2 separate regions of the Homo sapiens genome follow, and region 1 is linked to region 2. The links are chromatin contacts, found by Hi-C or POLR2A ChIA-PET in ENCODE. All regions are on one chromosome and are shown on one strand. The core of a region is the stretch at or near the end of the contact, and the rest is flanking DNA. Distances in the headings are between cores, read along the strand shown. Region 1 overlaps VPS45 (vacuolar protein sorting 45 homolog). Region 2 overlaps OTUD7B (OTU deubiquitinase 7B).

The links. A loop is a pair of places that touch in the nucleus more often than their neighbours do. ChIA-PET counts read pairs that join two places held with the same protein, here RNA polymerase II (POLR2A). Pooled maps may share reads with other maps.
Region 1: a loop to region 2 is called in a pooled map, with 2.2 times the contacts of the local background. The contact joins two enhancer-like sites. A Hi-C loop is called at or near these places in 1 of 50 pooled maps. POLR2A ChIA-PET finds 5 or more read pairs at or near these places in 2 of 52 experiments (PC-9 and WTC11).

Annotation. Positions count from the first base shown.
Region 1 is chr1:150,087,776-150,094,230 of GRCh38, forward strand. VPS45 (vacuolar protein sorting 45 homolog) reads left to right here. Exons shown (of 15, transcript NM_007259.5): 11 at 4,162-4,320; 12 at 4,527-4,634; 13 at 5,752-5,873. Among named protein-coding and RNA genes, the nearest start is that of VPS45, 23 kb to the left of the region's middle. Within about 2 kb of position 2,481, at least 4 of the 41 ENCODE cell types and tissues checked have a DNase peak (open chromatin) inside an H3K27ac peak, as active enhancers do.
Region 2 is chr1:149,960,488-149,966,795 of GRCh38, forward strand. It overlaps OTUD7B (OTU deubiquitinase 7B), which reads right to left. Exons shown (of 12, transcript NM_020205.4): 5 at 5,290-5,391; 6 at 3,735-3,862. Among named protein-coding and RNA genes, the nearest start is that of MTMR11, 27 kb to the left of the region's middle. Within about 2 kb of position 1,689, at least 3 of the 41 ENCODE cell types and tissues checked have a DNase peak (open chromatin) inside an H3K27ac peak, as active enhancers do.

The sequences.
Region 1 (6,455 bases), core at 1,231-3,730, 130 kb after region 2:
CTGAGCCATGAGTTGGGTCCTAAGGGCTCAAAAGTAGGCAAAATAATTACTCGCAGTAAGCCTGGTCAGATCTGGGCCAAGTCCTCAGTCAAGAACTAAGAGTCAAGCCAGGCAATCTAAATACCACTACCAAGTCTCAAGGAATGGAAGTGGATTTTTTTTAGGATTGATGCATAATGATTGTACAGATTTATGGAATACAATGTGATGTTTCAATACATGTATACATTGTGTAGTGATCAAATCAGGGTAATTAGCATATCCATCACCTTAAACATCTGTCATTTCTTTGCGATAAGAACATTTAAAAACCTCTCTTATAGCTATTTTGACATATATAATACATTATTGTTAACTCTATTCATGCTACTATGCAATAGAACACCAGAACATATTCCTGCTATCTAACTGTAGCTTTGTACCTATTAACCAATTTCTAACCACCCCTATCCTTCACCATCCCATCCTCTGGTAACTGCTATTCTGCTCTCTACTTCTATGAGTTCAATGAGAACAACTTTTTAGATTCCACATATGAGTAAGATCGTGCACTATTTGTCCTTCTGTGTCTGATTTATTTCACTTAATGTAAGTCCTCCAGGTTAATCTGTTTTGCCACAAATGACAGGATTTTGTTCTATTTCATGGCTGAATAATAAATATATATATATATATATATATGCTGCTATTTTCTTTTCCCTTTTTTCTTTTTTTTTTTTTTTGAGACAGGGTTTGGCTCTATCGCCCAGGCTAGAGGGTAGTGGTGCAATCTTGGCTCACTACAACTTCTGCCTCCCAGGCTCAAGCTACTCTCCCACCTCAGCCTCCCCAGTAGCTGGGACTACAGGTATACACTGCCATGCCCAGCTAATTTTTGTATTTTTGTAGAGACAGAATTTCACCATGTTGTCCAGGCTGGTCCCCAGCTCCTGAGCTCAAGCAGTCCACCTGCATCGGCCTCCCAAAGTGCTGGGATTATAGACCTGAGCCACCGTGCCCGACCTAAATACTGCTTTTCTTGGTCCATTCATCTGTTGATGGACATTTAGGTTGATTTTATATCTTGGCTATTTTGAATAGTGCTGCAGTAAACATAGGAGTGCAGATAGCTCTTCAACATACTGATTTCATTTCCTTTGGATATATACCAAGTAGTTAGATTGCTAAATCATATAGTAGTTCTATTTTTAATTTTTTAAGGAATCTTCATACTATTTTCCATAATGGCTGTACTAATTTACATTCCCACCAGTTGTGTGTAAGGGTTCTTATTTCTCCACGTCATCATCAACAACACTTACTATCTCTAATAAGAAACAGCCAAGAGTCAAGATCCAAGTGAAGGTAAATAGAAAAGGGCAGAGACTGATTACTGCAAATAGTCTTTGACTGTCATCATACCAGTTTTGTGAATTTATAGTTACTTGGATTTCTCAGATTTGCTTAAAAGTACAGAGACAGATCAGCCAGAAAAGGTGGTAAGAGAGTGACTGCAAGGGCAGGAAATGAGACATTGTGCCTATAAGAAAAGTAACAACAGAAATCCCAAATGGGATTTCTTTTCTTTTTAAAAAAATTTTTTAAAATTTTTATTTATTTATTTGAGACAGTTTCACTCTGTCGCCCAGGCTGGAGTACTGTGGCACGTAATCTCGGCTCACTGCAACCTCCGCCTCCCAGGTTCAAGCAATTCTCCTGCCTCAGCCTCTTGAGTAGCTGAGACTACAGGCACCCGCCACTACATCCTGCTAATTTTTTGTATTTTTAGTAGAGAGGGAGTTTCACCATGTTGGCCAGGCTGGTCTCGAACTCCTGACCTCAAGTGATCCACCTACCTCGACCTCACAAATTGTTGGGATTACAGGTGTAAGCCATGGCACCCGGCCCCCAACAGGATTTCTTAATGTTTTAAACTTACGCTGTTGATTGAGATACATACATAATTTGTACCTGAAATTTCTTCATATTATAGTAGAAAATAGTGGAACATTTGAACAGATACCCTAAATGGGCTGTATTCCGTGGCTGCTCTAGGGGAAAGATCCCATGAAAGGAAAAAAATAAGAAAAATCTTACGAATTTGGGATCGAAATCTACAGAAGAGAAGTTTCTCCCTTTTTGATCCCTTAAGGATGATGGTAGTGAAATAGTAACCCAAAAAATCAACAATAGAAATCTCTTTCAGAGAACTCTGTACTTGAAAGCTACATGGGAGGTTCCCCATTATCATCATAGTCCCTAGTCAGTGTGAACAGAAGAGCTCTTAGACATTGGACATGGTTGTTGTCAGGTACAAAAGAGATAATGTACGTGAAAGCATTTTGTAAGTTGTAAAGTAATCATATAGTTGATAGTTATGTCCTCAGAATTCAGTGCCCTTCAAGGCTCTTGCCAGCCTTTCAAACCAAGCCATTTCTTCCTCTGATTTCCATATTTATTTTGATAGTGCCACTGCTTTTGGTCTCTCACACTGGTTCCAATACTTACTGATTCTTCAGGACCTTTGGCAAGTGTCACCTCTGTGAAGTCTTTCCTAATTTCTCAACAACCCAATATACTTTCTCTTCCCCTTTCTCTCCCCTTCCTCTTTTGCACTGATTTTCAGCTTTTGCTTTTTGTTTTGTTTTTTGCATACATGTTTCTGTTATAACACCACATATTTGTTCCTGAAAAACCTCATATTCTATAAAAACATGCACTAAAAAAAGGGTTATGAGAATATAGGGTTATAAGCAGACCACTTAAAATCTACATGACTATAGAAAGAAAGAAAACATTCATATAATTTTTAAATCAGAGCCCTAATAAAAATAGTAACAATTATAATAAAAATACTAGCATGGTTAAATCTCCACCGGCATTTGCACCTAGAAATAGAGCCAGTCCATCCTCTGCAGCCTTATTCCTGGGGCTCATGTTTTCTTCAAATTATAAGGTCTTGAAAATACTCACTTCTCATAAAGACTACTTTGTCAAAATTAAAAATACCATATGGAGACAGCTTTCTTCATCAATCAGTGTTTGATTGTTATTTTGTTTTGTTTTGCTTTTTTACACAGTGCAATATATTTGCATCCTTTTTATTTGCACTTGCCCTTTCCCCATATAGCATAACACAGTGGAAAGTGCAACAGTTCTTGAAGCTACAAAACCAGATACTTCTTGCAGAACACACTTCTGTAGGATTATCATCTTTTTTTCTTAAGGTATTGGTAAGGCTTCCCCTTTAATCATAAGAAAGCCTATCCATTCTGGAAAAATTACATGTGAACCAATATGCCTTCTGTGTTAAACTGACACCATTTCCATATTTATCCATCTCACAGAACTAAAGTACATTAAAGAAACATGTATATAGCAGAATAAATTATATTACTTTGATCATCCTTCACCCCATTGACTGTGAACTCACTGGGGACAGGAATTGTCTTTAACTTATCTGTGTGCCTGCAACAGTGCATGACATACTGCCTTATGGGGACTCAAAAGTATTTGTTGACTTGAATTAAATTATTTGTTCTGCTGCATAATAAATATAAATCTATACTATATGGAAGGTCCTGAATATGAGGATTAAAAAATGTAAACATGGCTTCTCCTGGCCCCCTTTCCTATCGGTACCTGCCTCTTAAAATCATTAAGTACTAAATCTAGAGATTACATGCTATTACATACTCATCTCTGTCAACCATGTTGAGACATGTTCTGATGCTTCTTAGAGATCAAGCCCAGTCTGTGTAAAATTCTACCAACTTGTCTCCATTTCACTGGTCAATCATTAATACTAAGAGAAAGCAGTAGGTTTTGCAAATCAACTAGTCAGTTTTGTTGTGCCGTATTGATTCAAGTCGTGGAAATAGTAAGTGTTCTTTCAGCAAGGAAATTACAACTTCAGCTATTGGAAAAGAAAAGTGGAACTATCCATTATTAAATTCATTTTTGTCCTAAAGCAATTACAATGGAAATATATTTCCTTATTTAATTCTTACCTTGGACAAAAGGCATTTAATTTTCTATAGTTGAGACAGTTGCTAAATGTATGACTTATAATTGTCATAGTAGTGATGTATCACTACCATTCAATAATTATTAGATCTAAGGCATTGTACAACAGATGACTCAAGTGAAAGGGGGATAAATATAAGTTCTATCTTTCTTCAGAATATAAAAAGGCTTCTGCAGAACCCCAAAGTGACAGAGTTTGATGCTGCCCGCCTGGTGATGCTTTATGCTTTACATTATGAGCGACACAGCAGCAATAGCCTGCCAGGACTAATGATGGACCTCAGGAATAAAGGTGTTTCTGAGAAGTATCGAAAGGTAACCAGTTTCCATATTAGCCCACCAAACAGGAACCAACTCTGTTATTATATTCTTAGCTCTAACGAATGATAAATCATACTATTTTTATTTACAGAAATGTATAATTCTGTCTTTTCATTTTTGTTTCCTTAATAAAATTATTTTCTTATGAAATGGGCTTCCTGATGCCTAAGCAATCAAAATTTGCTTCTCTTTCTTAATAGCTCGTGTCTGCAGTTGTTGAATATGGTGGTAAACGAGTCAGAGGAAGTGACCTCTTCAGCCCCAAAGATGCTGTGGCTATCACCAAACAATTCCTCAAAGGACTGAAGGTATAGACATCTCCTCTATGCTCTCCTGAGTGAGAACAGTTGAAGTCCTTGAGGCTGAGAGTGAATGAATATGATCTTCAAAGTATCTTGAAGATTGCTGCTAATTTAGTACTGTGTCAGTTAAATGAAATTAAAACTGGCATCCTCTTGAAAGCTTTTTCTTTTAGTGCTTTCTGTCTTAGAGCCGTATCAACATTGGACCAAATAGCTTAGCAGGAAATAACTGGAGGTATTTCCAGGAAATAAGAAGAAAAAGACCAACAGTTCTGTTAGTCACAGATATTTTACACCATTTGTTTATAATTAAAGATTTTTTAGGTAGTTTCTCTTTGAAGGAAATTAAAGATGAAGCAAACTTTTGATCTTTTAAAAATACTAACCTGTTTTCTTAAAATACTCAAAAATTAATTCTAATCTGCTAGCCTTTCTTTTTTTTTTTTTTTTTTTTTTGAGACGGAGTCTCGCTCTGTCTCCCAGGCTGGAGTGCAGTGGCGTGATCTCGGCTCACTGCAAGCTCTGCCTCCCGGGTTTTACGCCATTCTCCTGCCTCAGCCTCTCGAGTAGCTGGGACTACAGGCATACACCACCTACACCCGGCTAATTTTTTTTTGTATTTTTAGTAGAGATGGGGTTTCACCGTGTTAGCCAGGATGGTCTCGAACTCCTGACCTTGTGATCTGCCCGCCTCGGCCTCCCAAAGTGCTGGGATTACAGGCGTGAGCCACCGCGCCCGGCAGCCTTTCTTATGTTTCCTGAAGTTTTTCTATTTTCCTGGGTATTTTCAGTCTTTTTTATACATAATCCTTTCCTTTTATTTGCTCTACCTATCATTTAACATTTCACAAAAGGGTGAGAGACAGTGAAGACATGATTAAGGATTTAAGCAATTCCATTTTTAAAAAATCCTTTACAATAACTAGCCCTAAATTACAGAGTAATTTTTATGAGATTAGAACATTTCTAGCTGATTAAAATAATTTTTAAATTTCCCACAGTTACGTAAATCTATCCCATGAAATCTCTATTGAGTGTATGTCCTTTTCTGATATGAATATTATTAATTCTTGTGTTGCCAATTTCCCAAAAATGACATAAGAACCATTTTCCCCTGTTTTAGGGAGTAGAAAATGTATATACACAGCATCAACCTTTCCTACATGAAACCCTGGATCATCTCATCAAAGGAAGGCTTAAGGAAAACCTATATCCTTATTTAGGCCCCAGCACACTCAGAGACAGGTAAGCTAACAAAGATATTAATAATAAAAGCCAGAAATACTGAACAAACAGAAAATTTAGAGTAATGTTAAGGACTAAAGCTGAGGTTATAGCATTCTGCTGCTCCTTTCTTCTGTTAAGATTCTTTTGGTTTTACATATGTCAGCATTAGATATGAATTCCCCTGCTAAGTCTGAAACATTTATTTCTTTTGTACTAAAGAAACAAGTGTTTTGGAGAGCCTCAAATCCTTCTGTATTTCAGTATCAGACCAGTTTACTTATGCCATTTAAGGTTCTGTTCGATGGCATCTGGCATTTGGTGTTTCAAACATTGAGGCCAAAAATAGGCTTGCTGCTTGATTGCCATCCAGAGCAGGTTGTTACTATTTTTGGTGAGGACTGGACTTTGCCAAATGTTGCCAGCACACAAACTGAGAGACCTAATTAATAAAGGCCATTTGTTACACAGGAGCAAAGGATGGCTTTCTTTTTGAGTATTAACTAAAGGAAGCAATAATTGTCATCTTAATCCAGTGGTTAATTTTTAATAAAAACAAAACTTGTCCAGAACAACTTATTTAGGCCAACCTGAAATTTTAAA
Region 2 (6,308 bases), core at 439-2,938:
GCTTCTCCTGCCTCAGCCTCTCGAGTAGCTGGGATTACAGCACCCACCACCAGGCCCAGCTAATTTTTGTATTTTTAGTAGAGACGGGCTTTCCCCATGTTGGCCAGGCTGGTCTCGAACTCCTGACCTGGTGATCTGCCTGTCTCAGCCACCCAAAATGCTGGGATTACAGGCATGAGGCACTGCACTCAGCCTAGACTTCTTAATTTCTATATTCATATATCCAGCTACCTACTGGAGACTGCCACCTGCCCATGGCTACCTCAAACTCTGTAAAGTCAAAATAGAACTCCTGTTTTTTCCCAAACCCACTCTTCTTCCTATTTTCCTACCTTAGTGAATAGCACCAACTATCACCCAAACATCCAAGCTCAAAACCAAGGAATTATCTAATATTCCTTTCTTTCTTTCACCCACCCCACACCTGGATACCTTCTTTTTTTTTTTTTTTTTTTTTGAGACAGAGTCTCACTCTGTCGCCCAGGCTGGAGTACAGTGGAACGATCTCAGCTCACTGCAACCTCCACCTCCCGGGTTCAAGCAATTCTCCTGCCTCAGCCTCCCAAGTAGAAGTGCTGCATACAAAGCCTACTTTCTGGCCCCTACCCACTTCTCTAGTCAGATATATCTCACTGAATCAGCTGTAGTTCCTGAAATATACCATGTTGTTTTATACCACTGAGCTTTTGTCTAAGCTGTTCCTTCTGCCTGGAGTAGCTCACTTTCTGTCAACCTTGTGAACAATTTCTCAACTTTTAGGACAGAACTCAGGTATCATTCCTCCAAATAGTCTTCTAAATCTCCCTTGGCAGATCAACCACTCCTTCCTTTGTATCCTCTCTCCCTAACTGCTATAGAGTTGTTGTTGTTTTTTTGTTTGTTTGTTTGAGACAAAGTCTTGCTCTGTCACCCAGGATGGAGTGTGGTGGCATGATCTTGGCTCACTGCAACCTCCACCTCCCAGGTTCAAGCAATTCTCCTGCCTCAGCCTCCGGAGTAGCTGGGACTACACGTGCACACCACCATGCCTGGCTAGTTTTGTATTTTTAGTAAAGACGGGGTTTCACCATGTTGGCCAGGCTGGTCTCGAACTACCAACAGGTGATCCGCCTGCCTTGGCCTTCCAAAGTGCTGGGATTACAGGCATGAGCCACCGCATCCGGCCAGCATTAACTGCTATAGAGACGTCTATTGTAAGAGTCATACATGTTATAACCTGTTGCAATTATGTATTTACATGTCCATCTCCTCCTCTATGCTAGGATCATGTTTTATGCAATACACCCAAGGTCTATTTTGTGACTATAATCAATAAACATATGCTAAGTGAAACTACAATTTTTATCAAAGGAGAGCAGGCAATGGTACAAGCAATTTTAAAATACATTGGCTTTAGGATGTATATAATGATAAGGGAAATAAGTTTAACTTATTAATTTTATTTGGCTGACATTAGTATTAAAATGAGTCTATACGGCTTAACCGCACACTGACAGAGTAGAAGGAAATCACTGGAAACATGAGGGGTACTGGGAACAAATTTAATGGGAATTTTTTAAATGACACAGCTATTTTCAATTTGTAAAATGCTATCACAAATTTTACTTCAATTAAAAATAAAGAGAGCAATGCCCAGGTTCTATATGGAGTGCTGCAGTCACTCCAATAGACACATCCAGATCCGGCTCCCTCTTCCTGGCCGGTTTCTGCTTCCTGTTTTAATGTACACAGCCACTAGGTGGTGTACAACTTCTAGCCTTAACATTTAAGAAACTATTACTGAGCCTCACCACCAATTTCAACATAAAACAAGGAAGCCCAGGAAATCAAAACTTATTTAGTGTGGTTTTGGTACTGGGGAGCTAAAGGAAGCTTCCCCAGTTCATTATCCTCCTCCTACCATTCCCACTCCCAAGGTGGGTAATAATGCTATGAATGGTCTAAGCTAAGACAATTATGAAAGCCACATTTTCAGTATGAACTTTCACTGTGCTGAGCAAAAGGACTAAAACTATTGCTCCATTACTAGCCACTATTCTCTATGCATGTTGGGGACTTTCAGATGGAAAGGCTGACTTTGAGAGGGAAAGGCTGGCTGGCCAAGGATAGAACGTGGGTATTTCTGGGTTTCCTGGCTAAATACCATTATAATCTAACCCCATCTTTAGAATAATAACTAATTGCTTTAATAACTGGAATTGGGCACACTTAATTTTCTGGGTGTTGCTGTCATTTCTACTTAATAGTTGGCATGTTCTGGTTTGGCCTTTTCTTGCCTCTGCAGTGGTTAAGGTTCCGGTATTATCTGAACTCAACAGTGAAGAGGACAAAGCTGACTACCACAAAACTGACTACTGATTTGCTCTGGATTCTAAATTCTAGGCTAGCTCTAGCTCAGGCAAAAGCTTTCCACGAGATCCAGCCAAGCTTTTGGTGCTAAAAAAGAATGTCAAGTACTTATGTGGCCTTGCCCCTGTGGGTTTATTTCCCTCAGGAATCTTCTGGGGAAGACTGGCTGCTCAAGGAGAGGATTCTGATCTTAATATCATCTACTTTTAACAACTGGATTATTTGTTTTTGAGGAAGAAACATAGCATGTTCTACTTACATATTAAATCTTCAGGATATAAAATTCTAAATAACTAAAACAAAAAAACTCTTCTATATTGTCAAGTTATGACAGCAATAAAATGAGAAAAAAAGAAAGGTGGATGAAAAAGGAAAGTTTCTGAAGAGATATTGCCATACTAAATGCCAGAAAGATCCAGCCATAACATGGCAAAAAAAAAATAGATATACATAAAGAGCAGGAGATATAAACATAGCACAGAATCACAGGAAAAGGAAATAGGGAGCCTCATTATTTTTATGTAAAGGCATAATGTCATTATTGAAGGGAAGTAATCAGCAAACTTTTTCTGTAAAGGGCCAGGTAGTCAGTAAGTATGGGCTGTGCAGGCCACATGTTACTACTGTGCTGCTGGAGGAAGAAAGCAGTTACACGTGTAAACATCCAAGAAATGCCCAGGGCTGTATTCTGATAAAAGGTTTTTTTGTTTTTGTTTTTTTTTGTTTTTTTTTTTCTTACAAAATAGCCATAGTTTGCGCAACCCGTTTTGGAGAGGGCAAGTACAAACAATCTGTTGTTACTGCCTTATATAACAGCAGCCTCAACATTTGACAAACTCCTGAGAAGTACTGTTCAGACTCAATTAAATAGGTATGCTTTTTGTGTGTGTGTGTGATTAGAATGCTGGTTCCTTATGCTTTTTAAAATTTAAAATAAACTAAAACTGAGTATATGAAAAACAAATGGTATATATGTCCTAAAAGATTTTAACCATTCACATTTCTATAGGGGCTGAAAACATAAGTCTTTAAAAATTGATCTAGCCTTATTACAAGCAAAAAAACAAAACAATACAAAAATCCTATGGAATTGTCATAACTCATTTTGCAAAACACTGCCACTAAAAGCTATAAAGCACCTACTGGGGGAAAAGCACAATGTTAGATAACCTCTCTGTAGGTCTCATGCCCACCACCAGTTCTCATGACCACATCAGAAGGCATTTACCCCATTGGTGTTAACTGCATTTTCTCCAATTTTCAGGATCATAAGGGGAGTCACACTGACCTAAACACTTGGAAATATTTTCTACTGGCAGGCACCCAGTGACTTTGGCAGCTTGGTAACTTTAGGAAACAAGGCGCTCCCACCCACGCTCTCCCACCTCTTTATTCTGCTGTGTCTGCTGCCACCTCCAGCGCCTTTTCAACGCTTCCTTCTCAACTCCCTTCTCCATCAGTGCATACAAAGCTTTCCGCAGCATCAAGTCCCGATCATGGAAACCCCACATTCCTGTGGCAAAAAAGCATAATGGTAAGATACCTCAGCTTGACTCTGCTAATTTTTGTATTTTTAGTAGAGATGGGGTTTCACCATGTTGGCCAGGCTGGTCTCAAACCCCTGGCCTCAAGTGACCCCCCTGCCTTACCCTCCCAAAGTGCTGGGATTATAGGTGTGAGCCATGGCACCAGGCTGCAAATAATATATTAAGTTGTAAATTGACTTAATTTTTTGTTTATTTGGTTTTTTATGGGTTTTTTTGGTTGGTTTTTTTGAGACAGAGTTTCACTCTGTCCCCCAGGCTGGAGTGCCATGGTGTGTTCTTGGCTTACCGCAACTTCCGCCTCCCATGTTCAAGAGATTCTCCTGCTTCAGCCTCCCGAGTAGCTAGGATTACAGGTGTCCACCACCATATCAGGCTAATTTTTGTATTTTTAGTAGATACAGGGTTTCACGATGTTGGCCAGGCTGGTCTCGAACTCCCAACCTCAGGTGATCCACCCACCTTGGCATCCCAAAGTGCTGGGACTACAGGCGTGAGCCACCACGCCTGACCTTTTTTTTTTTTTGTAGACAGAGTCTTGCTTTGTTGCCCAGGCTGGAGTACAGTGGTGCGATCTCGGCTCACTCACTGCAACCTCTGGCCCCCGGATTCAGCAATTCTCCTGCCTCAGCCTCCCTAGTAGCTGGGATTACAGGCATCTGCCACCATGCCCAGCTAATTTTTTTATTTTTAGTAGAGATGGGGTTTCACCGTGTTGGCCAGGCTGGTCTCAAACTCCTGGCCTCAAGTGATCTGCCCACCTTGGCCTCCCACAGTGTTGGAATTACAGGCGTGAGCCATTGAGCCCAGCCCTTACTTTAAATATTAAGCCTATTTACAGTGGGGCATGGTGGCTCCCACCTGTAATCCCAGCTACTTGGGAGGCTGAGGCAGGAGAATCGCTTGAACCCAGGGGTGGAGGTCACAGTGAGCTGAGATCACACCACTGTACTCCAGCCTGGGCAACAGAGTGAGACTCCGTCTCAAAAACTAAATAAATAAATAAAATAAAGTAAGTGTGTGTTACAAAGGACTGCTAAAAACATACCTTTTTCATACAACAAAAGAATAAATATTAAGTAGAATTGTACACATACACACATCTAGCTATACACTGCTGGCTTACTCCTACTCATTACTCCTGGGGTCAGCTTTCAAAGCCAGCCCAAGCTAATATCTGTGCTCTCTTCACTATCTCACTAGCAAAGGTAGGGCTCACTCCCATTTCCTCTTGTGCCAACATAAACACACAGACACACACGTAAGCATGCACAATCTCGCTCTGAACCATCATTTCCGCCTAAGATCAAGGTTATCTGGATCAAGTCCTACACATGAGATTTGACTCAACTGCTTCCTTTCTGCAGGTGAATGGAGGACTGCTTTCAAGACTCACCAAGGGAGGCTGCATGCAGGAGGCAGTTCCCATCTCCAGTAGTTGCCAAAGGAAGCAGCCTCTGAGAGGTGGGATCCACACTCACCCACCAGTTCAAACGCCCTGTAGAAACAAGATAGTGGAGGAAAAGGAGATTATCCATGAAGCCCTTCCACCTTCCTATTTCTGAAACAGACTCCAAAGCAGCCTCCTCTAGGAGGCCTACCCAGAATAAAACCATCACTTGATTACTCTTTATATCTTCCTCACTTATATCTAGTCAGTCAGAATCTTGTGAGCACAATTGGTTAGATCAGTGAGTAGGGTCAATTTTGTCCCAAAGGGACACTGGCAATGACTGAAGATATGTTTGCATGTCACAACTGGTAGCAGGATGCTACTGGTATCTAATGGGTAGAGGCCAGGGATGCTGCTAACCATGATATAATGCACAAGGCAGCTTGCAAAACAAAGAATTATCTAGACCAAAATGTCAATAGTGCCAAGGTTGAGAAACCCTGGGTTAAATGACGAGGCCAAGGACATAAGTTGAAACTGTTGACTGCTTGGACTGGCCCTGATTCCTTCCCTCCACTCAGGAGACCAGTATGTATCACAGCAACAAAGCTCAGCAAAAATCCATCATGAACAAAACAAAAACAACTCAAAGCATGTATTTAAGGTGTTTTATGAGTATCATCTGCATATATGACAGCATGTCATCACGTGTGGGGTGTGACTTTAAAGGAATGAGCAATAAGATAAAGTACATAAAATATCCAAGAAAATAAGTCTTAATTCCATGCAGTCATCCCACAATTGCCAACCCATTATTTACATGAGGAAAATATCTTATGAGTGATGCATAAGTTTTCTTGAACTACTGTGGAGCATAGTTTTTGAACTACTGAATGAAAAACTGGCTTATAAACTCCCCAGACCAGATAATTTACCAACTTAAAAAAAAATTACAAATAGATGTATATGGTTAATATAGAAGGTTACAAAATGAAAAATAAAAGCTTCCTTTCCATGCCCTC